Regions from separate parts of the Homo sapiens genome. Here regions 1 and 2 are each linked to region 3. Evidence: chromatin loops called from intact Hi-C (ENCODE). Cell type or tissue: heart left ventricle. All regions are shown on one strand. Region 1 overlaps CPEB3 (cytoplasmic polyadenylation element binding protein 3). Region 2 has its middle 140 kb from the start of IDE. Region 3 holds the start of LOC124902483 (a long non-coding RNA gene).

Evidence for each region. A loop is a pair of places that touch in the nucleus more often than their neighbours do. Peaks named below come from ENCODE experiments on the same cell type or tissue, not always from the same donor. Only the 100,000 strongest peaks of a DNase experiment are listed, where the experiment ranks them.
Region 1: it touches region 3 in a loop (2.3-fold over the local background); 2 of 110 quality-filtered maps call a loop at or near these places.
Region 2: a loop joins it to region 3, with 2.4 times the contacts of the local background. A loop is called at or near these places in 5 of 110 quality-filtered maps.

What each region holds. Positions count from the first base shown.
Region 1 is chr10:92,120,621-92,128,620 of GRCh38, reverse strand. All of the region lies in intron 6 of CPEB3 (cytoplasmic polyadenylation element binding protein 3), which reads left to right. Among named protein-coding and RNA genes, the nearest start is that of CPEB3, 170 kb to the left of the region's middle. In heart left ventricle, no CTCF peak of the experiment used is centred here; no DNase peak of the experiment used is centred here; H3K27ac peaks cover 4,416 bases.
Region 2 is chr10:92,430,855-92,438,854 of GRCh38, reverse strand. No RefSeq gene overlaps it. Among named protein-coding and RNA genes, the nearest start is that of IDE, 140 kb to the left of the region's middle. In heart left ventricle, a CTCF peak has its summit at 3,652 (motif pointing right); no DNase peak of the experiment used is centred here; H3K27ac peaks cover 1,965 bases.
Region 3 is chr10:92,236,629-92,244,628 of GRCh38, reverse strand. CPEB3 (cytoplasmic polyadenylation element binding protein 3) reads left to right here. Exons shown (of 10, transcript NM_014912.5): 2 at 4,268-5,283. The coding sequence starts at 4,279. It overlaps LOC124902483 (a long non-coding RNA gene), which reads right to left and starts at 3,440. Exons shown (of 2, transcript XR_007062247.1): 1 at 3,354-3,440; 2 at 603-1,392. RefSeq lists silencers at 3,812-3,981, 3,992-4,041, 4,802-4,941. In heart left ventricle, no CTCF peak of the experiment used is centred here; DNase peaks (open chromatin) are centred at 4,848 and 5,651; H3K4me3 peaks cover 6,986 bases; H3K27ac peaks cover 6,102 bases.

The DNA.
Region 1 (8,000 bases), 120 kb after region 3:
TGGATATTAGACCTTTGTCAAATGCATAGTTTGCAAAAATTTTCTCTCACTCTGTAGGTTGTCTGTTCACTCTTTTGATAGTTTCTTTTGCTATGCAGAAGCTCTTCAGTTTAATTAGTTACCAATTTTCATATTTTTAAAGAGGCCACCTTTCAAGGAGTTTGTACCATAACTGACTTGCTTTTTGGTCATCTAGGCCAAGCTTATCCAATCTGTTGCCCACAGGCCACATGCAGCTCAGGAAAAATTTGTATACTTTCTTAAAACATTATGTTTTTTATTTTTGCCATTTCTTTTTAGCCTATCAGCTATCAGTGTTACTATACTGTATGTGTGGCCCAAGACAATTCTTCTTCAAGTGTGGCCCAGGGAAGCCAAAAGATTGGATACTTCTGAAGGGTTATTAGAAGTAATGCTTCTCTTGGTATATTTTTGTACATGGCCTTCTCTTTCAGATTATTTTCTGTAGGATAAATTTTGTGAAGGTTACTTAACCACAGTTAAAATAAATGAAAATATTAATGACTCCAGATTTGCTATTATATGGCTTCCCAAAGCAATTTTCTGTATGAAGTTTTAGCTAATTTGGACATCTGTATCAAATGTTGTGCTTAGTTTCAAGTCAGATAAATGGTACATTGTGGTTGTGAACTTACCTTTTTGCTTCTGTGTTTGGTGTATAGTGCACCCCTGAAGAACCCAGGGGCCACATTGGTATGAGTCTTGTACTTGAAGTGTTTTAAGTCTTTTCCTCTTAGGTCTCATCTGTTGAATTTTGGGTGTTTTCTAACATTAGCTCCTATCATTCTCTCCCTTACCCACTATGGCCACACTGACTACTTTGCTATTCTTTGGACAAGACAACTGAGGCCTCTGGGGGGCCTTAGTACTTCCTTTTTTCTGAAGCCCTCTTCCCCCATTTCTTTTTTGTTTGTTCATTTTGAGACAGAGTCTCGCTTTGTTGCCCAGGCTGGAGTGCAATGGCACAGTCTTGGCCTACTGCAACCTCCACCTCCTAGGCTCAAGCTATTCTCATGCCTCAGCCTCCCAAGTAGCTGGGATTACAGCTGTGTGCTACCACACCTGGCTGATTTTTAGGATTTTTTAGTAGAGATGGGGGTCTCACCATATTGCCCAGGCTGGTCGTGAACTCTTGACCTCAGGTGATCCACCTGCCTCGGTCTCCCAAAGTGCTAGATTTACAGTCGTGAGCCACCACACCAGGCCTTCCCCCACATTTCTAAATGGAGCACTTTCTCACTTAGACACTGCTCAAATGTCTAGCCCCTGTATCCTCTTTTTCTGTATTCCTCTTACTCGCATTTTCTGTCTACTTACTTATTTAGTTAGTAGAGATGGGGTCCAGGCTGGTCTTGAACTCTTGGCTTCAAGCAATCCTCCTGCCTTGGCCTCCCAAAATGCTGGGATTACAGATGTAAGTCACCGTGCCTGGCCAATTTATTTCTTTTTTACCCTCATTTTATTTTTCTTTAAAATGCTTATTATGACCTGAAAAATTAGATGTGTTTTTCTGACTTTTTTTCCAGACTGCAATGTAAGTTTTATGAGTGCAGGGAATTTTTTTATATTTTGTTCACTGCTCAATACCAAGTACTTTGCATACTTGGCTCAATGACCTTCAGGTATCTATTAGATGAATGAATTGTATCCTGGCAAATGATGAGTTCATTACTTGATCAGAGAATAGAACCCACCACATTTTAGAGGTGGAAAGTTCCTTAAAGATTATCTCATTCTAGTGCAACCTTTATTTTAAACTGAGACTGAAAGAGGTGAAGTATCTTTTCATAAGAACACACAGCTTTTGTTAGACAGACTTGAACCTGACAGACCAATAGTTTATACTATTTTACCTGGTGGATAATAAAGTTATTTTTATTTGTTTTGCTCCTCTGTATGATTGGTGGAAAAGGAGGACAGGTTTAAGCTATATAATCTGATAGATAATGCTGTTATTTACAAGGCTGGATTTTATATTAAAATTAGCATCTTAAGCTATATGACCCAAGGTACATTTTAACATTTGAAAACGAAAGTGGTCCTTGGCTTTTTCCTGAGCCTTTGTATTCTGTTTGTCATACTCACATAGCTGGAGTATTTCCAAAGAGGTGGTTTAGACTGGGGCTGTAGGTCTGAGCTGCCCTTTAGCCATAACTTAACCATGGAATTCTGCCTCGTGGATGATGCCACACTATTTCTGGACATGGGTGAACTGCTTGGTAGTTGAGTTATTTGACTGCAAGGATAAGTTCTTTTGTGCTACCTCAAATCAGGGGTGTGGTTATGAGTAACAAGGGGAGTCCAAGAACAGGAGCTATAATATAACCAGGTATCATGGAGGCTGTACTAGGGTGTGTGGCAAGCTGCAGGGATTTGAACAGTGGAAGTTACTAATTATCCATTGTAATCTCCCACCATTGTCATGACTCAGTTTGTATAGTTTTCATATTTCTAGTTGAATTCCAGAGAGAGGGAATTTGATTGACCCAGTTCATTTTTTAACACCTAGCTGTGACATAGGTCATCCTAATGATAGGGCCCTAGAATCCTTGACTACTTAGTAAAAGAAGTTCTAGGGCCAGGTGTGGTGGTTCATGCCTGTAATCTAAGTACTTTTGGAGGCCGAGGCAGGTAGAACACTTGAGCCCAGGAGTTCAAGACCAGTCTGGGCAACATGGTGAAACGCCATCTCTGCAAAAAATACAAAAATTAGCTGGGCATGGTGACATATGCCTGTAGTCCCAGCTACTTGGGAGGCTGCGGTGGGAGGATCACCTGAGCCTGGGGAGGTAAAGGCTGCAGTAAGCCGAGATTGTGCCACACTACACTCCAGCCTGGGCAACCGAGTGAGACCCTGTCTTAAAAAAAAAAAAAAGTCTGTTTCCTTTAGCATGTAGCTGTGAATGTGGCCACTAGGAAGATAAGATGGACATGACAAGCTTGATGATAGATAGCATAACCTCCCTCATTGCCCACTGGGAAAATATTCCATCTCCAAAGTTGCTGTCACTGGAGCTACCAAAAAATGCCTGTCCACCCTGAGCCTTCTACCCCTTGTTCTGCACTAACAGCTGATCCTGATACTGCAATAGCCTCACCTCTCATAGTGGGACAGAGAATATGGGCCCAGGGAAAGGAGCTGGCATCTGCTGTGCAATGAGCACAGCTGTGCTACCACTGTTGAGGCCTCTTGGGCAAAGGCAATGATGGCAGCCAGCTACAGATGTTGTACATGAGTTTGGCCATCTGGCTCTGAAACTGATTTCAGAAGCCAATGATGCTGGCAGTGGAATGGAGGAAGCTGTCATTCTCAGCTTACTTGGGCAGCTTACAGTGTCAGCTTCAGCAGTCTAGGGGCACAGGGTCCAGGTGAACAGAAATAGTAATAGGCACACAGCTTTATACAAGAGTGACCAAACCCTTGTGCACTAATGATTCCCACCCACTTTTAGAAAAGTTTGTATTCCTGGATGGCTATTTCTGCTGGTGATTCTATACGTCCTCTGCACTGGCTAGGCTGGCTTGCCCTCTGGTGCTCTTAACCAAGGTCATGTAGTTGTGGAAGTTTATGCAATACCAGCATGGTTTGTGAACCTGGCACAAGCCAGGCCACATACTATTCAGTTTGAACACAAGCCAGCTAGCTAAGGAGATCCTGCTTGAGGAACAAGGAAGAGGAATCTACTTTGAGTGGGCAAAAACAGGCCATTGTGGAGCTGCAGTGGGCTGCAGTGTAGCATTTATTTCTTTTTCCTTCAACTTGTCTAAATCTGGCTTTGGAAAGGAAAGTTTTCAAACTTCACATTTTTTCCCTTGTAGCATAACTTGAATGGAAATAAGTCAGTGTTATTTTAGGCCAGATTCCAAGTTTTTCCACCTTCTGAGTTACGTAAACTGATCAAGTTGGGAAGCCAAGGGTTTTAGCCTGTATTTAACCTTTTGCAGTTCGTCATCTTTTGAGTAACATTCTGTCTTCCTTTAAGAAAAAAAAAAATCAGGTCCTGGCTTATAGTGCTCACACTGTTTGGTGATTTATGAACCCTATATTTTAATATTTTACTTGATTGTGATTTTCATACCCAGGAAGGATTTTCTTGTAAAAACATGGAAACTGCATTGTGTGATAGCAAGGGTGGGCTTTTTGTTTTGTTTTGTTCTGTTTTGACAGATGGAGTCCATCTATCTTTGCTTTTAAAAGCTTAGCACACTCTCAGTTTACACTTTTATAAACACTTGTCTCTTCAGCATTGTATTGAAGATGAACTATAAAGTTAGTCTTTGCTTTCAAAGCATTTACAGTTTGAGGGACTGTACAGAAAGAAGTCATTAGGAATATATAGTCCACAGGACAAAGCTTGAGCAGCCACGTAAATAACAGAAACATCTTGTTCAAGGTCACCTAAGTACACACTGTGCTATGACCAGGCAGAGGTGATGGGATGGGGGGAAATGCTTGTTTAGTTCAGAGAAGTCATAACTCCTCCTGATGAGAACTTTTATTGAGGAAAAAATAGACTTTAGGAACTGAAATGGAAGGTGGAAATTTGGCAGACTGAGGCAGAGAGGATGTTTTAGAAGAGGATATAGCTTGGGTTGGGACTTGCTGACAGTAGTTAGATAGGGCTAAGGCTGTGAGCAGGTGAGACCAACAGAGGATATGTTAATTGCAGAGTTAGGAATGGGAAGCCAGCTAGGAGGGTCTGGTGAAATTTTTTGAAAACTGAGAGCAAAGACCTGGGTTGTCTTTCAAAGGAGAATGGACCCACTTCAGTCTTGAGAAGACTGGCACAGAAAAAAACTCATTTGAAACAGCATTAAGAACTGATCAGAGGAATGTTAAAGTCCAGGGAGGCGAAGAAATTAAGACTATCAAAGCTCAGGCAGTATATGCACAAGGCCAGACTAAAGCTTCATCTGTCTGTAGGAGAGCATCACCTGGATTGAAACAGAGTTCCCCAGTTGTTTGCTGACTGAGGGAGTGTAACAGGCAGTGGGGCATAAGCTAGGTTTGTGGACTCAGATGTGGGCATCAGCATTTACTAGCTATATGACATTGAGCAAGTAATTTAACCTTTAAGCCTCAGTTTACTTATCTGAGTTAATACTACTCGTTGGGTTGTTAAGAGGATTATGTGAGGCAGTGTGTGAAAGCACTAACACAATACTTAGGCTTATTAGGTGTTGAATAATCTTAGCGTCCTTGGTCCTTGCCTGTGACTTAAATGTAATGCTCAGTAATCATAAAATTACCCAACGAGTTTGACCAGTTCTCTCCCACACCCCCAGTCTGGTCTCAGTTTCCTTGGTCAGGTGCTTGTTTGAACTGACTGTGACTAGAACTGACAGATTGGCAGACTTCACAAGGACCTCTTTATATAGGGAATGTGTGATTATGTAAACAGCAGATTTTAAGTCCAAATGCCCCAGGTCACTGCCCTGGACTGCAAGACTTTGCTAAGAACACAGGAAGTAGATTACCAATTTTGAACTCTGAGGTGGTTCTACGCTGCCGGCTTGTTTTCTTGTCCATTCCCAACTATTCCCACCCCTGCTGCCAAGCAACCAACCCACAAAGAAAGTTGGTAGTGTCGTAGAAAACACAAAACAGGCTAGAATCAAGTCTCAGCCTCACACAGTAAATATTGTTAAAGAAATATGTTTAGTTCTGAATCTAAGCAGAGTGTTTAGGAATCCGTGCACTTAGGCAGTATCTATCTGCAGAGCTACCTCTACATTTTAACTTAGGTTAGTTGTTTCCCTTGGAATGTCTTCTCCGTGTTTTCAATGTTTTCACCTATGTTGTACCATTAAGGTCTGGCCCCTGTGCCACCACCTACAGAAAGCCTTTCCTGATTTCTCTATTCATGTCTTCTCTGAAAGTGATCTTTCTTCTTTCTGTGAAGTCCAACTTTTAAAAATATGTTTACAAAAATACTTCTTAGGATCATTAATGCATTGTTCCTAAGTCAGAGTTCTCTGTGAATTTATTCTATACAATCTTCTAGTGCTAGTATATAAACTCCTTAAGAACAAGAATTTGCTCATGATAGTAGTCCCCTGCAGTGTGTAGATTACATAAGTGTTGAGTAAATCTTGGAGATCAGGTATCCTCATTCAAGAGGAAAATGAATAAGAGATCCAGTTCAGAGACCTACAGTGAGTGCTCTCCGCTGCAGGCAGGGATTGATGAGCTGCTTCAACTCTTACCACCCACCACTCTCAATCCTATACTCTAACTAATGAACTCTGCTCACCGTTGTCCAAGTGAGTTGACCCTTTGGCCTTTCCATGCCGTGGCCTGTGCACCTTCCTGAACTTGGAATGCCTTTACTCTCTGGAAAAGTAATCAGCCTCTGGGTCAGATATGGCCTTTGCTCTTTGGTGTTCCCTGATGTTTGGACAAATCTGCTCCCTTTTTTTCTCCCCAGTGTCCTGTAGGAGATACCTCCAACATAGTGCTTTTAATGTTGCTTATTAGTTATTGACAGTCTGATTTTTTCTGGATCAGGGTTCTTCTTTGGCTTGTTCATCTTTGCAACCTCAGTACTTAGCATCATACCTGGCATCTCCTAGATGTTTTTGGTACCCTTGAATTGAATCCAAAAAAAGTCTCCTGAGGCAAACCAGATAAGTCCTCTGACCTGAAAGCCAAAGTCAGAGAGAATGTTTGGGACAGACTGCCTGTACCAAAAAAAGTCTGAACTCAGGCAGCTCTGGCTAGAGCAGTGCCCTTTAGGTTTCTCTAGGAAGGTCACTGGTAATAGGAAGCTTGATTTTGTGAGAGGAGAGAGCTGCCTGTCTGTCCAGGCCATGGACCTTTCCTTCTAGGGTTGGTCTCAATCCAAAACCAGCCATTCCTTGGTCTGCCATTTTATGAATGCTGCAGTGGTTCAGGATACAGCTCCACAAGCTGAATTTTTTTTTTTCCATTTGTAGTTGGTACTTGAAACAAATACATCACTAATAGTATTAGTTGATTTTAAGAACTGTTGATTCCTTAAAAAAAAAAATACACATCTCTTTTTAGAATGGGAGACCTTGTAGTTTTTTTTCCACAAATTTTTATTTAAAAAAAGTCAAACCTACAAAAAAGCTCTAAGAATAATACAGTGAACACCTATATAGCTTTCTTCTAGATTCACCAATTGTTAGCATTTTGCCACATTTTTGCGTGCATGCTCGCTCACGCGCTGTCTCTCTATTATATATATATAATATATTATATATAAAATATATTTTATATATATATATGTGTGTGTATTTCCCCAATAGCCATTTAAGAGTAAGTTGTAGACCGGGCGTGGTGGCTCACGCCTGTAATCCCAGCACTTTGGGAGGCCGAGGCGGATGGATCACCATGTCAAGAAATCAAGACCATCCTGGTCAACATGGTGAAACCTCGTCTCTACTAAAAATACAAAAAATTAGCTGGGTGTGGTGGCACGTGCCTGTAGTCCCAGCTAATCGGGAGGCTGAGGCAGGAGAATCTCTTGAACCCAGGAGGTGGAGGTTGCAATGAGCTGAGATTGTGCCACTGCACTCCAGCCTGGGTGACAGAGCAAGACTCCATCTCAAAAAGAAAAAAAAAAGTAAGTTGTAGGCTGGGCACAGTGGCTCATGCCTGTAATCCCAGCACTTTGGGAGGCTGAGGTGGGTGGATCACCTGAGGTCAGGAGTTTGAGACCAGTCTGGCCAACATGGCAAAACCCCGTCTCTACTAAAAATATAAAAATTAGCCAGATGTGGTGGAACTTGCCTGTAATCCCAGCTACTTGGGAGGCTGAGGCAGGAGTATCACTTGAACCCAGGCGGCAGAGGTTGCAGTGAGCCGAGATCATGCCACTGCACTGCAACCTGGGCAACAGAGTAAGACTCTGTCTCAAAAAAAAAAGAATTGTAGACTCTCATTCCTAAATATTTCAGCACATATCTCCTGAGAACAAGAAATATCCAGATTGTTTCAGTAATGTCCTTTACAG
Region 2 (8,000 bases), 190 kb before region 3:
GTGGCGCCATCTTGGCCTGCGCCCAGCCTATTTTTAAACATTTTAAAACATGTCTTTGATGCCAGGCACAGTGGCTCATGCCTGTAATCCCAGCACTTTGGGAGGCTGAGGTGGGCGGATCACCTGAGGTTGGGAGTTTGAAACCAGCCTGACCAAAGTGGAGAAATCCCATCTCTACTAAAAATGCAAAATTAGCTGGGCATGGTGGTGCATGTCTGTAATCCCAGCTACTCGGGAGGCTGAGGCAGGAGAATCGCTTAAACCTGGGTGGCGGAGGTTGTGGTGAGCCCAGATCCCACCATTGCACTCCAGACTGGGCAACAAAAGCGAAATTCTGTCTCAAAAACAACAACAACAAAAACATGTCTTTGGTACGTATCTGCATCTATTTCTGTAACAGGTGAAATTGCAAAGTCATAGGATACATGTGTGTGAGCAACTTTAGCAGATACAACTAAACAGTTTTCCAAAGTGACTATGCGAATTTACACTCTCACAGCAGGGTATGAGAGTTTCAGCTGTTTACCATCACTTGGTATTGTTAGTCTTTTTATTTTTATTTATTATTTATTTATTTATATTTATTTATTTATTTATTTTTGAGACGCAGTCTTGCTCTGTCCCCCAGGCTGGAGTGCAGTGGCGCAATCTCAGCTCACTGCAAGCTCTGCCTCGTGAGTTCATGCCATTCTCCTGCCTCAGCCTCCCGAGTAGCTGGGACTACAGGCGCCCACCACCACGCCCGGCTAATTTTTTGTATTTTCAGTAGAGACGGGATTTCACCATGTTAGCCAGGATGGTCTCGATCTCCTGACCTCGTGATCCGCCTGCCTCAGCCTCCCAAAGTGCTGGGATTACAGGCGTGAGCCACTGCACCTGGCCAGTATTTTTATTTTTTATTTTCTTTATTTTTTGGAGTCAAGCATGGTTGTAGAGGGAGACAATATTAATCAGCTTAACAACCCACAACTCTTGGACCAACTGTTAGTCTTTTAAATTTTGGCCATTCTCATGGGTGTAGTAGGTATATACACTGTGGTTTTAATTAGCATTTCTTTGCATATAATGAGCTTAAGAAACTTTTCATGTGTATTGACTTTTCAGTGTTCCCTTTTGTGAAGTCTTTCACCAATTTTTTTTTGAGACAGGGTCTCTTTCTGTCACCCAGGCTAGAGTGCAGTGATGCAGTCATAGCTCACTGCAGCCTCAAAATCCTGGGCTAAAACAATCCTCCCACCTCAGCCTTCCAAGTAGCTAGGACTACAGGTGTGTGCCATCATGCCCAGCTTATTTTATTTTATTTTTTGAGATGGAGTTTCACTCTTACTGCCCAGGCTGGAGTGCAATGGCACGATCTCGGCTCACTGCAACCTCCGTCTCCCGGGTTCAAGCGATTCTCCTGCCTCAAACTCCCGAATACCTGGGATTATAGGCATGCGCCACCACCCCCGGTGAACTTTGTATTTTCAGTAGAGATGAGGTTTCTCCATGTTGGTCAGGCTGGTCTCGAACTCCTGACCTCAGGTGATCCGCCCACCTCGGCCTCCCAAAGTGCTAGGATTACAGGCATGAGCCACTGCACCCGGCCTTTTTCTTTTCTTTTCTTTTCTTTTTTTTTTTTTTTGAGACAGAGTCTTGCTCTGTCGCCCAGGCTGGGGTGCAGTGGTGCCATTTCGGCTCACTGCAACCTCCGCCTCCCGGGTTCAAATGATTCTCCTGCCTCAGCGTCCCGAGGCAATCTCTGTAGGTAAATTATATAATCTTCCAAAGGCCCTCTTACAACTTGCAGAGAGGAAATCAAGGAGTTGCTAGCAATATGAGAAAAGTTAACACCTTGTCAACTTTTCGTATTTTTAGTAAAGATGGGGTTTCACCATGTTGGTCAGGCTGGCCTTGAACTCCTGACCTCAGATGATCCACCCGCCTCAGCCCCGCAAAGTGCTGGGATTACAGGCGTGAGCCACTGTGCCCAACCATGCCCAGCTGATTTTTTAATTTTTTTGTAGAGACAGGGGTCTTGCTATGTTGCCCAGTCTAATTTTGAACTCCTGGTCTCAAGTGATTTTGCTTGGCCTCCCAAAACGCTGGGATTACAGGCATGAGGCACTGTGCCTGGCCTCTCAGCCATTTTTTAATTGTGTTGTCAATCCTTAGTGATTTGTAGGAGTCCCATATATTTTGGGTCTGAGCTCTTTTGTTATTTTTATTATTTATCACTCTTTGGCTTGTCTTTTCACTCTTAATGGTATATATTGTACATCTTTTCTAGTTTGTTTTCAGTGAGAGGTTTCAGCACCATCTAGTCAACCACTGCCAGAGCAGAACTTGGTCTCCTATTTTAATGACTAAATTTTATTCCAGGCTGGGCATGGTGGCTCACGCCTGTAATCACAGCACTTTGGGAGGCTGAGGCAGGCAGATCACCTGAGGTCAGGAGTTCGAGACCAGCCTGACCACAATGGTGAAACCCCATTTCTACTTTTAAAAATACAAAATTTAGCCGGGCGTGATAGTGGGCTCCTGTGATCCCAGCTACTTAGGAGGCTGAGGCAGGAGAATCACTTGAACCGGGAAGCAAAAGATTGCAGTGAGCTTAGATTGCACCACTGCATTCCAGCCTGGGCAACAGAGGGAGACTTCATCTCAAAAAAAAAAAAAAAAAAAAAATTCCAATAATGCCTGCATTATGATGAAGACTGACCCATTGTCATTGGGAATTAGTTTGAGAAGCTTTTTAAGAAGATAATGAGCTGAGAAAGAATCAGATCCCGGCAAGGTAAGTTTTAATAAACGAAAAGATGGAGGGAAAAGCAAGATCTGGGTGGGCACCTGAGGCCTTCCAGGGCCCTGTGCCCTCAGGCAAATATTGGCATTCATGAGAAGAACCAGAATTAAACAAGGATATACGCAAGAAAGCAGCCAGGAAACATATATGATACCAAAAGCAGGTGGAAACCACTTCACAGTTTGGCCCAGGGACAAGTCTGATGGTGTGTGTATTTGCATGTCTCTTTGCTCAGCACATTTCTGCCTCATCATAGGGAGAGTTGCACAGAAAGCAATTTGGATTTGGGTTTAGATTTCTCATATTGCTAGCAACTCCTTGATTTCCTCTCTGCAAGTTGTAAAAGGGCCTTTGGAAGATTGTATAATTTACCTACAGAGATTGTTCTTTTTACTTTATGGCAGTCTTATAGAAGGAATGATTGTTCCAGTATTCATAACTGACTTAGAGTTTCTTCTAACTTATTGGTTTTTAACCCTAATTGCATATGAAAGTTGGCTACAGATCTTTTTTTTCCTGCTTCCTATCGCCCAGCTACAGATCATATATATATATATATATATATATATATATATATACACACACACACACACACATATATACACACATATATATACATATATACACATATATATACACATATATACATATATACACATATATACACACACACATATATATACACACACACATATATACACACACACACACACATATATATATATAAAATATATATCTACACTAACTGAGTTGGTGGGGATGGGGTAGAGAGGACTGGATATTGGATTGTTTGCAAGTCCTCCTCGTGATCCTTATGTGTGTTTAAGGCCAGAGAACCACTGCTGACATTGCAAAGATAAGGTTGTCCACAAGATGGAGATAAAGCACTTCTCAGTGAAAAATGCTCCACACACTCAAAACCCATTCTCTGGCTTTATGTCTACACCAACTCCAATTTATGGTTTCTTCTTTTAATTTTTTTTTTTAGACGGAGTCTTATTCTGTCACCCAGGCTGGAGTGCAATGGCGTGGTCTCGGCTCACTGCAACCTCCTCCTCCTGGGTTCAAGCGATTCTCCTGCCTCAGACTCCCAAGTAGCTGGGACTACAGGTGCCTGCCACCACACCCAGCTAATTTTTGTATTTTTAGTAGAGACGGGTTTTCACTATGTTGGCCAGGCTGGTCTCAAACTCCTGACCTCGTGATCCGCCCACCTCGGTCTCCCAAAGTGCTGGGATTACAGGCGTGAGCCACTGTGCCCAGCCCTTAATTTTTTTTTTTTTTTTTAGAGACAAGATCTTTTTCTGTCTCCCAGGATGGAGTGCAGTGGTTCCATCATAGCTCACTGCAGCCTGGAACTCCTGGGCTCAAGTGATCCTCCAGGCTCAGCTTCTCGAGTAGCTAGGACTATAGGTGCTCACCACCTTGCCTAATTTTTTATTTTTTGTAGAGGCGGGGTCTCACTATGTTGCCCAGGCTGGTTTTGAACTCCTGTCCTCAAGCCATCCTCCCATCCTGGCCTCCCAAATTGCTGGGATTATAGGCATGAGCCATGGAACCTGGCTGACTCCAATTTATGTAATGTGCCAAGCGGGGACAAACGTGGGAAGATAGGTAACATTACCTTTGGTGCTGTTGCTTGCCAGTCAAAGAAATTTTTGCCACCTCAGAGGAAAAGACCAGGAACTAACTTTAAAAATGACAGCCAGGGCTGGATATGGTGGCTCATGCCTGAAATCCCAGCACTTTGGGAGACTGAAACAGAAGGCTCGCTCGAGCCCAGGAGTCCAAGACCAGCCTGGACGACATAGGGAGACCTCATTTCTATAAAAAATAAAAATAAAAAAATTAGCCAGGCATGATGGCTCTTACCTGTAGTCCCAGCTACTCTGGAGGCTGAGGTGGGAGGATCACTTGAGCCCAGGAGGTCAAGGCTGCAGTGAGCCATGATCATGTCACTGCACTCCAGCCTGGGCGACAGGCAGACGGAGATCCTGTTTCTAAATAAATAAATAAATAAAATAATAAAGTAAAATAAAAATGACAGCCAGGTGTGGTGGCTCATGCCTGTAATACCAGCAACTCAAGAGGCTGAGGCAGGAAGACTGCTTGAGCCCAGGAATTTGAGGTTGCTGTGAGCTATAATTGTGCCTCTGTACTCCAGACTGGGCAACAGAGCAATACCCCATCTCATAAAAAAAAAAAAAAAAGAAAGAAAGAAAAATGACACATGGCTAAAAATATCTCTTATTTGGCTGGGCGTGGTGGCTCACACCTGTAATCCTAGCACTTTGGGAGGCCGAGGTGGGCAGATCACTTGAGGTCAGGAGTTCAAAACCAGCTTGGCCATCATCGTGAAACCCCATCTCTACTAAAAATACAAAAATTATCTGGGCGTGGTGGTGCGTGCCGGTAATCCCAGCTACTTGAGAGGCTGAGGCAGGAAAATCGCTTGAACCCGGGAGGCAGAGGTTGCAGTGAGCTGAGATTGTGCCACCGCACTCCAGCCTGGGTGACCGAGCGAGACTCCATCTCAAAAAAGAAAAAAAAAAAACTCTTATTCACCCAATTACCTGAATTAGAATCTAGAAATATTTTCAATCCTTTTCCTAGTTCACTTTGATAAAATAGACCATATAAACTGACACCAAAACTGAAAATAAGAAAGGAGTGTAATATTGTTCATATTTTATGGAGTGGAAATTTTTGAAATGAGATCATTCTGTAAATTATGTAGATAGAAATCAACATCTGCACAAGTAAATTAGCGTAAGATGTGTTGCTCACAGGATTTTAGGAAATATGCAGATGCAATAATGTGATTTCTATTTTTTTCTTAAGTCTGAAGTACTTGATTGGTAGCTCCCAATCATTTCTCCCATCTCACTTGTCTAGCTCTGTCACAGAAGCTGTAAAAGCTACAAACTCCGTCTCTCTGTTCCCTTGTAGGGAGAGATGGTCAATGAGATCTAAGTGAAATCACTAAGGAGGGCTTCCCTTCCTGAATAAAATGACAATACCTCAGTACAAGAAGTGTCTTTTTCCCTTGTCCCTCCACCCCCGAATTCTTGCTACCATCTTCCTGGGGACATGAAACTTAGAAGTGGAGCAGCCACCACTGGCCATGAGATGACAAGTGTGAGGACAAAAGCCACTGTAACTAAGAAGGACAGAATGGACAGGTGAGAGCAGCCCGGATCCCTCCCTGATGGCGACTATGGGCAGCTTTTATGCTGATCAGCCTCCCGAGTAGCTGGGACTACAGGGGACTGCCTATCCCTGCACTTGCTATGAGGGGAAAAGCCACTGTTGATCAGGCTTCCTGTTGTTCTCCGATGTTGTTAGGGCAGGAACACTTGGCAGATTTCCTGGTATTTACAATTAGACACTTAATAAATGGAGGAATTTATCCCTTACTGAACATCACTGAGAAGTTGCTATGTTGGCATATAGAACATAAATATATTTACTTATTTATTTTTATTTATTTTTGCGGGAGACCGGAGTTTTATTACTCAAACCAGTCTCCCATAAATATATTTATAATGTTGATTTTAGACATTATCCTTTCTAAAGAGACCCTGTGGGCTTTAGACAAAGCTAAGACTTGAGAAGCTCAAGTTCCTTTGTTGTTGTTGTTATTTCTAAAAAGTATGTATTAAATGCCTAATTGTAAATACCAAGAAATCTGCCAAGTGTTCCTGCCCTAACAACATTTTCTGAGCCAAAATGCACAGTTTGGGTTTGGCATGGTCGCTCACACCTGTAATTCCAGCACTTTGGGAGGCCAAGGTGGGAAGCCAGGAGTTCAAAACCAGCCTGGGCAGCATAGTGAGACCCTGATTCTATATAAAACAAAGAAAAAGAAAACAAAATGCATAGTTTGACATATCAAATGAATATTTTCAACAGAACTGTGCTAGATAATCCAGACTGTCCATGGCTCTACCTGACACAGCCTATGATTTCTTCAGGGTAAGCACCAGATCAGGACACATACATCACTGCTATGGCCGAACACACAGACAATGACACAGAAACAATAAACCAAATAGCAACAGACAACAAGGTGTTTGCATCAAGATAAGCCTAATTTGGGTAAGGCATGGTGGTTCACACCTGTAATCCCAGCACTTTGGAAGGCTGAGGTAGTCAGATGGTTTGAGCCCAGAAGGTCAAGACCAGCCTGGGCAACATGGCAAGGCCCTGTCTGTACAAAAAATATAAACATTAGCCGGGCATGGTGGCACGTGTCTGTTGTCCCAGCTACTTGAGAGGCTGAGATGGGAGGATTGATTCAGTCTGGTAAGTCAAGGCTGCAGTGAGCCATGATCTTGCCACTGCACTCCAGCCTGGGCGACAGAGTGAGAACTGGTTTCAAAAATAAATAAATAGGCCGGGCGTGGTGGCTCATGTCTATAATCCCAGCACTTTGGGAGGCTGAGGAGGGCAGATTACGAGGTCAGGCATTCCAGACCAGCCTGGCCAACATGGTAAAACCCCGTCTCTACTAAAAATACAAAAATTAGCCAGGTGTGGTGGTGCGTGCCTGTAATCCCAGCTACTCAGGAGGCTGAGGCAGGAGAATCACTTGAACCCAGGAGGTGGAGGTTGCAGTGAGCCGAGATCGTGCCACTGCACTCCAGCCTGGGTGACAGAGCGAGACTTCATCTCAAAAAAGAAAGAAAGATGAAAGAAAAAGAGAAAAGAAAGAAGGAAGGAAGGGAGGGAGGGAAGAAAGGGAGGGAAGGGAAGGAAGGGAAGGAGAGGAAGGAAGGGGAGGAAGGAAGGGAAGGAAAGGAAAGGAAGGAAAGGAAGAAAGGAAAAAGAGGAAAGAAAGGAAAGAGACCTAAGTTGATTTTAAGAGTAAACAACAAGGCATCTAATTGGAAAAAGAACTGGGAACGAGTAAGAGTTCCACATTTTGATTCAGCAGAGTGGTAATTTGCTATTCAGGGGTCAGAATATTCAGGATAGTTGCTATTCTGTGGTCTGCAGCAAAAGGATTTAATGGAAGAGGATTTCCGTGAATTCACTGGCTGTTTAAGGAATTGGAGAAAACTGAGTTGGCAAATGGAGAAAAGATATTATAGGCACATGATGTCACCTTGGAAAAGGTCATGAAGGCAAAGGCAGGCCCTCCCTGGAGCACAACATAGTAATGTGTCCCCTGGGGCTGTGTCATATGCCATCCCTGTAAGCAGCGCAGGGGAAA
Region 3 (8,000 bases):
CTTTTCTACTAAAAATACAAAAAATGAGCCGGGCGTGGTGGCATGCCCCTGTAGTCCCAGCTACTTGGGAGGCTGAGGCAGGAGAATCGCTTGAACCCAGGAGGCAGAGGTTGCAATGAGCTGAGATCGCACCACTGTACTCCAGCCTAGGCAACAGAGAGAGACTCCATCTCAAAAAAAAAGAAAACTGTATCTACTGTTTGTCTTAAAGAAAGAAGTCATTGTCTTATGCAATGTAACACTAAACATGTACAATTGTTATTATTATTAGTTTTTTTTTTTGAGACAGGGTCTTACTCTGTCACCCAGGCTGGAGTGCAGTGGCCTAATCTCAGCTCACTGCAACCTCTACCTCCCAGGTTCAAGCGATTCTCCTGCCTCAGCCTCCCGAGTAGCTGGGATTACAGGCTCCTGCCACCATGCTCAGCTAATTTTTGTATTTTTAGTAGAGATGGGGTTTCACCATGTGGGCCAGGCTGGTCTCGAACTCCTGACCTCAGGTGATCTGCCCTCCTCGGCCTCCCAAAGCGCTGGGATTACAGGCATGAGCCACCCTGCCCGGCAACATATACAATTGTTTTTAAATAATTCACCAAATATTATTTTAGTATAAGAGTTGAATTTTATTTGAGTAATCCTTTGTATGAATAATGCAAGGTGAACTTTTATTTTGACAAGTAAAAATAAGGAGGTGAGTTGGTTCAGAGCTTATCAGGTACAATCTTAAAATAAGTGATTTGTTCCTGCATTGAAAACTAAAATACAAGAAATCTGGTGGATGTCAAAAATTTATGACTAAAATCTATTTTTACCTGACCTCTAAGGTTGATATCACATTTAACATTAAGGTGTTTTTTATTCTAAACTAAAAGTGATTCTTTTATGCCATCTCTGCTGAAAAATTTAAAAAATTATTTAAGTGTTTAAGTATGGTCAGATTTTAAGTATCTAACATTCTCCAGTAGTTCCCCCTCCCTTGCCTATTCCTCTCCACCCCAGTCTCTTTCTAGTAGGATTCCTATTGCTAGCTACCCAGTCATTACCATTCTAACCATTTAAGGTAGCTCTGCTTGGTTTATTTATTCTGAATACTACAATTCAGTTTCCCTTTATCCTGGCTTCCTATGGCAAGTTGACAAACCAGTTTATTTTTTTCCCTTTTATTTCAACAACTCGTGATTTAGATTGGTTAGGAGGATATAATGTAATCAGGACACAACCTTTTCCCCTCAGAATCTGTATTTGTGAGACTTCCTCCTTTCCCGGCTGAACGTGCTGAAGTCAGATCGAGTACCTTGTGAAGGACTTCAGCCCCCACAGTTCCCTGTGTGCGCATGCCCTCTCATCTTACAGTTGTCAAAGTGCTTTTGCCAGAGCGGTCACATAATCAACCTGAAAGAAGAAAATAAATACTGTATACTTTTAAATTTTATCGATTCTTAAAAACTGGACACTCAAAGGTAACTGCTACTAAGATTTTGTTACTTGAAATTGGGTTATTGCATGTAAAAGAATATCTATTGTGTGTGGTGGGGGAGGGGAAGGAGGTATCTATTTCTCACTTTGCTGTAAATAAGCAAAAACAAAAACAAAAACAAAAAACCCAAAAAAACAAAAAACAACCCCAAGAACACAAAACAAACTATACAGGCAGTTGCTGAGAGACGTTGAATACTACCTTTGCAAATTTTATGTTAATCTATTGCTTACCTTTTGTTTGAAAAGGTCTTATTTATTAAAGGTGGGTCTTGACCTTGACAGAGTGAATTTATGCAGAAAGCAAAATTTATATTTTTAAGGAGTGTTGAGAAGAGAAATGGGTGTTCCTGGTATAAAATTTTTAAAATTCAATGAATATGTTAACATTGATTACAGCTACTATAAAATGTTCTGAGTCCAGCTTACTTTTTGGCTTTTTTGCTGAGGTACAGCATTAATTTTTCCATGAAGAGCATGTAGTTTAAACTGAAGGCATTAACAGCAAGCATTGATACAAGCAACCGGAAAAGCAGAGTGATATTAAAATTATAATCAAATGCCTATTTCAGCCATGATGATATGGCTATTATAAAGACAATTCTAGCTCACTGGAAGTGACTCAAATCTCAGATTATAATGGTTTACTGCAGCACCGTTTAAACCAAGTATGAAAATGTCTCTTTCTGTGACCATCTTCTGTGGCAGCAATAGAACTTTGTGCTGTCTAAATCAAAGCTTCATTTGCCTCTTTGTATTGTATTTTGCAATACTGATCAAAGCCATTGTTTTAGACCAAGGGAACTGAGGAACATAAAAGCAATCTTAAATAGATTTTATTGGTAGTAGCCGGCAATCTGTGTTGTATATTATATTGAGTTGGGTTTTTTTCCCTGGGGGGGTTGAAGGGAGGAAAGGCAGGGGAATGAGGAATAGAAGGGAGAGCAAGGTGGCTGCGAAGCATTTCCTTTAGCCCACCACTATTTTGTGTATGAAACTTTGAAATAAAAGATACTAATGAACCATTTTAATGATAGTCTCTAATAAAATAATAGAACTACTTTTAATCCCATTTGTCTGATATATTTTGCATAATAGTTAATATTTTCATTTTCTGATATGTTGATTTTAACAATAATTATTATCATGAGGATGTCTAGAGGCAGAGCTTCTGTGTGTATCTGAATGCCTTTTCACAAGTGTCCTGAGAAAGATTCCTCTCCAAGTATCTGGGTTAATTAAGTAACTGCATTAAATTTATTAATAACTTTGTTGCAATTGTACTGAATCATCATCTAAAAATAATTATATGTTTGGTCATATGCCCCTTTAACATTTCAAAATATTTGTTTTTAGGGTCTCAGCACTGTAATATTTATATATTTAAAGCAATTAACATGTTCTAAGGACAAGCTAACTACATGTATGGCAGTCTCCGGGTTTTGAGTGATTAGTAATTTTCATCCTTGAATAAGAAAACAGGCTGTATGGTAGAGGTGAATATAGCCCTTCTCTGTGAGATGGAAAATACCATACACTCCTTATATGGCTAAATGAAGCAGTGATGGCAATGCACTATAATTACAATGTATGAAAATTTGAGACTTTGTACTCCTCTATTTTTAACACTTTTGCTAGCATATGGTAATTCAGGGTCTTCAAACCATAGTGTTTCGCTGCTAATACTAGTGATAAGAGAATGGATTCTAAATTTGCCAAAGTCTTGTGACCAAGACAGCAGCAGGAGGATTCAAAATTGAAAATCTGACAACCCCAGAATTATCTTGACTGTCTACTTAAATCTCTGAGGGTTTTTTTTAAAGCCCCACCCCCACCCTATCTCACAGGCGCTCGCTCGCTCGCGCGCACTCTCTGACCTTAAATCCAACCAGAAGCATTTCTCCACTCTGCAGAGAAATTCTTAGGCTCCTGTTGAGACCTGAAGCACTGCGATGCCAAGAAATCTCTTGTGCGGCAGAATTGGAGACAAGAAAATTGGGGAATAAGCAGAAAAACCATAATCCTTAGAGTAACAAGAAGCAAGCACTTCCAAACGTTTCAGTAGGTTTTTACTTCTTTAAAAACGTTTTTTTTAAAATTAACTGTCTCCTAACAAAATGGAGTAGCTGCAGCTACTGGGAGGCCAGAGAATGATTGTGCAGCTGAGTCCTTCTAACAAATGCCAAGGATTCCTCCCTCGTGGTTCGCTGCAGCTAAATGAAACAATTACCAACGCAAGAAGGCAGTTTGCTAATCAAGAGGGCTAATACTGGTTTTTTTGTTTTGTTTTTTTAAAAAGTGTTCGAGCTGGGGAAGGGAGAAGAAAGGGTCGTGTGTGCGGTGTCTTTTTAACCTTGCTGAAGGACGCAGCAGTATTTATTGACGTATGCAAATAAGTGGGGGAGGGTGGTGCTTGGGAAAAAACAGGAACCAGAATCAGTTTCTCATTGCAGGGCGAACGCTCTGAGTTCCGGTGAAGGGAAAAGAGACGTGGCGAAATTGCTGTCTTTTCTGTCTTATAAGCACATCTCTCACTAATACAGAAAAGGAACCAAGACATCTGAAAGGTTGAAGACGCTCTCACAGTATTTTTAGAGACCTTGCTCGACACCTTCCCTATTCCCCACCCAACAGCCTGACCTGTTCTTCTAAATGGGAGATTATGGATTTGCATTGCAATTGGCTAGTAGCGGTGGCGATGGATTTTCGCAAGTGAAACACCCGCCCGCTTCAGCGAGGGACATTCATGATCACATTGACAATAACGCGTCTCTCTTTTTTCCCGTTTCAGCTGCGCAAACCATGCAGGATGATTTACTGATGGACAAAAGCAAAACCCAGCCCCAGCCCCAGCAGCAGCAGCGGCAGCAGCAGCAGCCCCAACCTGAGTCCAGCGTATCCGAAGCCCCGTCCACGCCCCTCTCCTCAGAGACCCCCAAGCCGGAGGAAAACAGCGCAGTGCCGGCCCTCAGCCCAGCCGCTGCCCCCCCGGCCCCCAACGGCCCGGACAAGATGCAGATGGAATCACCGCTCCTGCCAGGCTTGAGTTTCCATCAGCCTCCTCAGCAGCCGCCGCCGCCTCAGGAGCCCGCGGCACCGGGCGCGTCGCTGTCGCCGTCCTTCGGCAGCACCTGGTCCACGGGCACCACCAACGCGGTAGAGGACAGCTTCTTCCAGGGGATCACCCCAGTCAACGGGACCATGCTCTTCCAGAACTTCCCGCACCATGTCAACCCAGTCTTCGGAGGCACTTTCTCCCCGCAGATCGGCCTGGCGCAGACCCAGCACCACCAGCAGCCGCCGCCGCCTGCGCCCGCGCCGCAGCCGGCACAGCCAGCGCAGCCACCACAGGCGCAGCCCCCGCAGCAGCGCCGCTCACCCGCCAGCCCCAGCCAGGCGCCCTACGCGCAGAGGAGCGCCGCCGCGGCGTACGGCCACCAGCCCATCATGACCAGCAAGCCGTCCTCGTCTTCGGCGGTTGCAGCCGCTGCTGCCGCAGCCGCCGCCTCGTCGGCCTCGTCCAGCTGGAACACGCACCAAAGCGTGAATGCAGCCTGGAGCGCACCGTCCAACCCCTGGGGCGGCCTGCAGGCGGGCCGGGACCCTCGCCGGGCGGTCGGTGTGGGCGTGGGTGTGGGTGTCGGGGTGCCTTCCCCGCTCAACCCCATCTCGCCGCTCAAAAAGCCCTTCTCCAGCAACGTGATCGCGCCGCCCAAGTTCCCTCGCGCGGCCCCTCTCACTTCCAAGTCCTGGATGGAGGATAACGCTTTCCGGACCGATAATGGTAACAATCTGTTGCCATTTCAGGTAATACTCTGCTGCACCTACACACTCCTTCCCTCTGCCCCGCTCCTTTTGCCACTTCTCTGACTTTTAATCATCCACCCGCTTATATTTAAAAAGGGCAGCAATGTCCAGCTCCTCTTTCCCCTTCCGAAGCCTCCAGTTCTTTAGGGCTGTTCCATTATCAGAGGATGAGGTTGGGAGAACATTGTGATTACTGGAGGAATCGTATTCGTCCCTTCAGGGTAGAAGAAGCCTTTTTCTTTTAGTTTATTTTCTCCTTCATGGTGTTTGTACCTCTTATTTTGACTTCCTTTGACAAGTAAAGCTGCAAGTGTGTGGCAAGGTGCCGGCATAGTCCCAGGATGAGTAGGCTGAGATTCCTATCATTTTGAGTAGCTACACATTTCAGGTTATGCAATCCTGAGCTCAGGGTGCCGCCTGCAAGCGGTCCACACCCAAACCACCCTGACTTTACTCTTAAAGAGGTTAACAACCCTTGAGTGGTGCTATTTCAGACGGTTGCGTATGCTCAGTTAAACTAATGTGAACACATGTGTTTATGTCTCGCTAAGGTGCTAGAATCATTAATAACAATCAGCATATTGCCCCTGCTGGGAAAATTATGAGTGTGAGATCCTAATAAACACTCACTACTGTGTAAGGGAAGGAGGTGGAAGAGTGGAAATTCTAAGGGCAACCCTCTCCATGTTACCTAGAAGAAGGATTTTTTTTTTTTTTTTCGGAGGTAAGAGACAATAGGACGTGACCTTCAGAGCCATATTGCAATGGAGTCTATTTGCTAGCTAGCACTGAAATATTTAAAGCTGCAGTGTCCTTCATCAGTTGGGTTAAGAAAATACAGATCAATTACATCATTTGAAACTGGGCAAAGTGAAAGTCTTGCAACTTTAATGAAAAATGAGTCCTGTGTCTTGGTGTTAAATGCCAATGAAAAACTCAGGATGTGCCCCAGACAAAAAGGTTGAAATGAAGAGTGTCCTTATTTCTGTTCTTGCTTTCTGATCTAGTCCACAGCCATAGCAATTGGCAGTGTCCTGGGCATCTTGGGTTGGAAAGGCGTAGTGCGGGTGTGTGTTCACAGGCGGCTTTTGCTCCCAGGCAAACACTTATCCTTCACTTAGAAGTTGATTTGGCTGTAAGCTTCTAGGCTCAGTTAAAGAAAAAGGGGAGAGGGGAAGGCCTCCAACAAGACCCAATTTGGATGGTCAAGGAAATGAAGCAGAAATCCTTTGAGGAGTGCTTGGTAGAGCTGACAGTTTGAGAGAGGTATAGTGTCAGGTGCAGATGCAGTCTTCATCTCTTTACATTACAGATGTTTGGAGTGGCTCCCATTCATGAAGGAAGAGATGAGGTTATTGAGAAGGACATGACTCTCTAGGCTAGAGTAATGATTTTTAACTTTGATGACAGAGGATCTTCACAAGGAATTTTCACAAGGATCCTTCAGGAATGGACGATTTCAATATTAAGTTATATTTTTTTCCCATTCTAAAGTTTGTTTATTTTAATAAAATGAGATGTTGCAAGGTGGGATTCATTTCATAGAGAAAAGGAGGAATTTGCTTTCTGGAATTTATGTGCTTATTTTTGGAGGGGGTAGAGCAGGGAGGCTGCATTTGGTAGGAAAGGCCCTCTTTTTCTAACATTCCCTCTCTTTATTCTCATGCTCCGTACCTGAGTTCAGTCTTAGAGGATAACCTAAAATCTTATAGGGAGTTTTGGGAGCTGATAATATAGACAGATCTTGTTATCTTTTTCTGGGAGTTGACTCTGAATACAACTAGCTATTGGTGAATTATCTCCTGGCATGGGGATTAGGGAGAGATTAAATCCACATAGTTTCGTCAAACCTGATATTGACGAGGAGTATAGGGATTGCCAGTTGTTACACAGCAAACCATTCACCAATGATGCTAATAAGAGCCAAATGGACTGGATTCAGTATAGTCTCATCTTTCCATCCCTGGTGATGCTATTGGATAGGCAAAAATGGCCAAAAGATTTGTAGGAGGACAGATTTGATTGAAAATTGAGCATTATTTATTTGGCCTTGGGAAGAATTACATATACATTATGTCTCATTTCTTTTTCATAAAACAGAGCTTAGGGTTTTGGAGCAATTTTAGGATCAGAGGAGGAAGTTGGTTGTGCTTTGGCTGGGATATTAGACTTGATTTCTGTTGATAACCGTACCAAGTTTGTGTTAGAAACAAAGAACACCTGAGTCTTGTGTGCAGAATTTTGTGTATGTGCATTTATTGAAATAATTTTTCTAAAAAAGGAAGAAAATATCTTAAGTGGTTTCGATGATTTTTTCAAAATATTTATTCTGGCAAATGTGATTTTATTTAAATCAGAGTTTATTTTATAGAATAGCAACTTTATTTTTTATTTAACAGATTTTTGAGCTATTAATAAAAGAGTCTTTCTGCAGTGATCTACTCTAATGTATGTTAAAATTTTTAAAGAAACCCATTCTACCCTGCACTGCTTCTTTTTTGCCAGTTTCTGCCAACACAATAGATTTTGAGTAGCTTTACTTACATGGCTTATATTGCAAAAGCAATCACTGTATTTTATGTGTGTGTGTGTGTGTGTGACAATGTTTCACTTTTGTTGCTCAGGGTGGAGTGCAGTGGCATGATCTCGGCTCACTGCAACCTCTGCCTCCCGGTTTCAAGCAATTCTCCTGCCTCAGCCTCCCGAGTAGCTGGGAT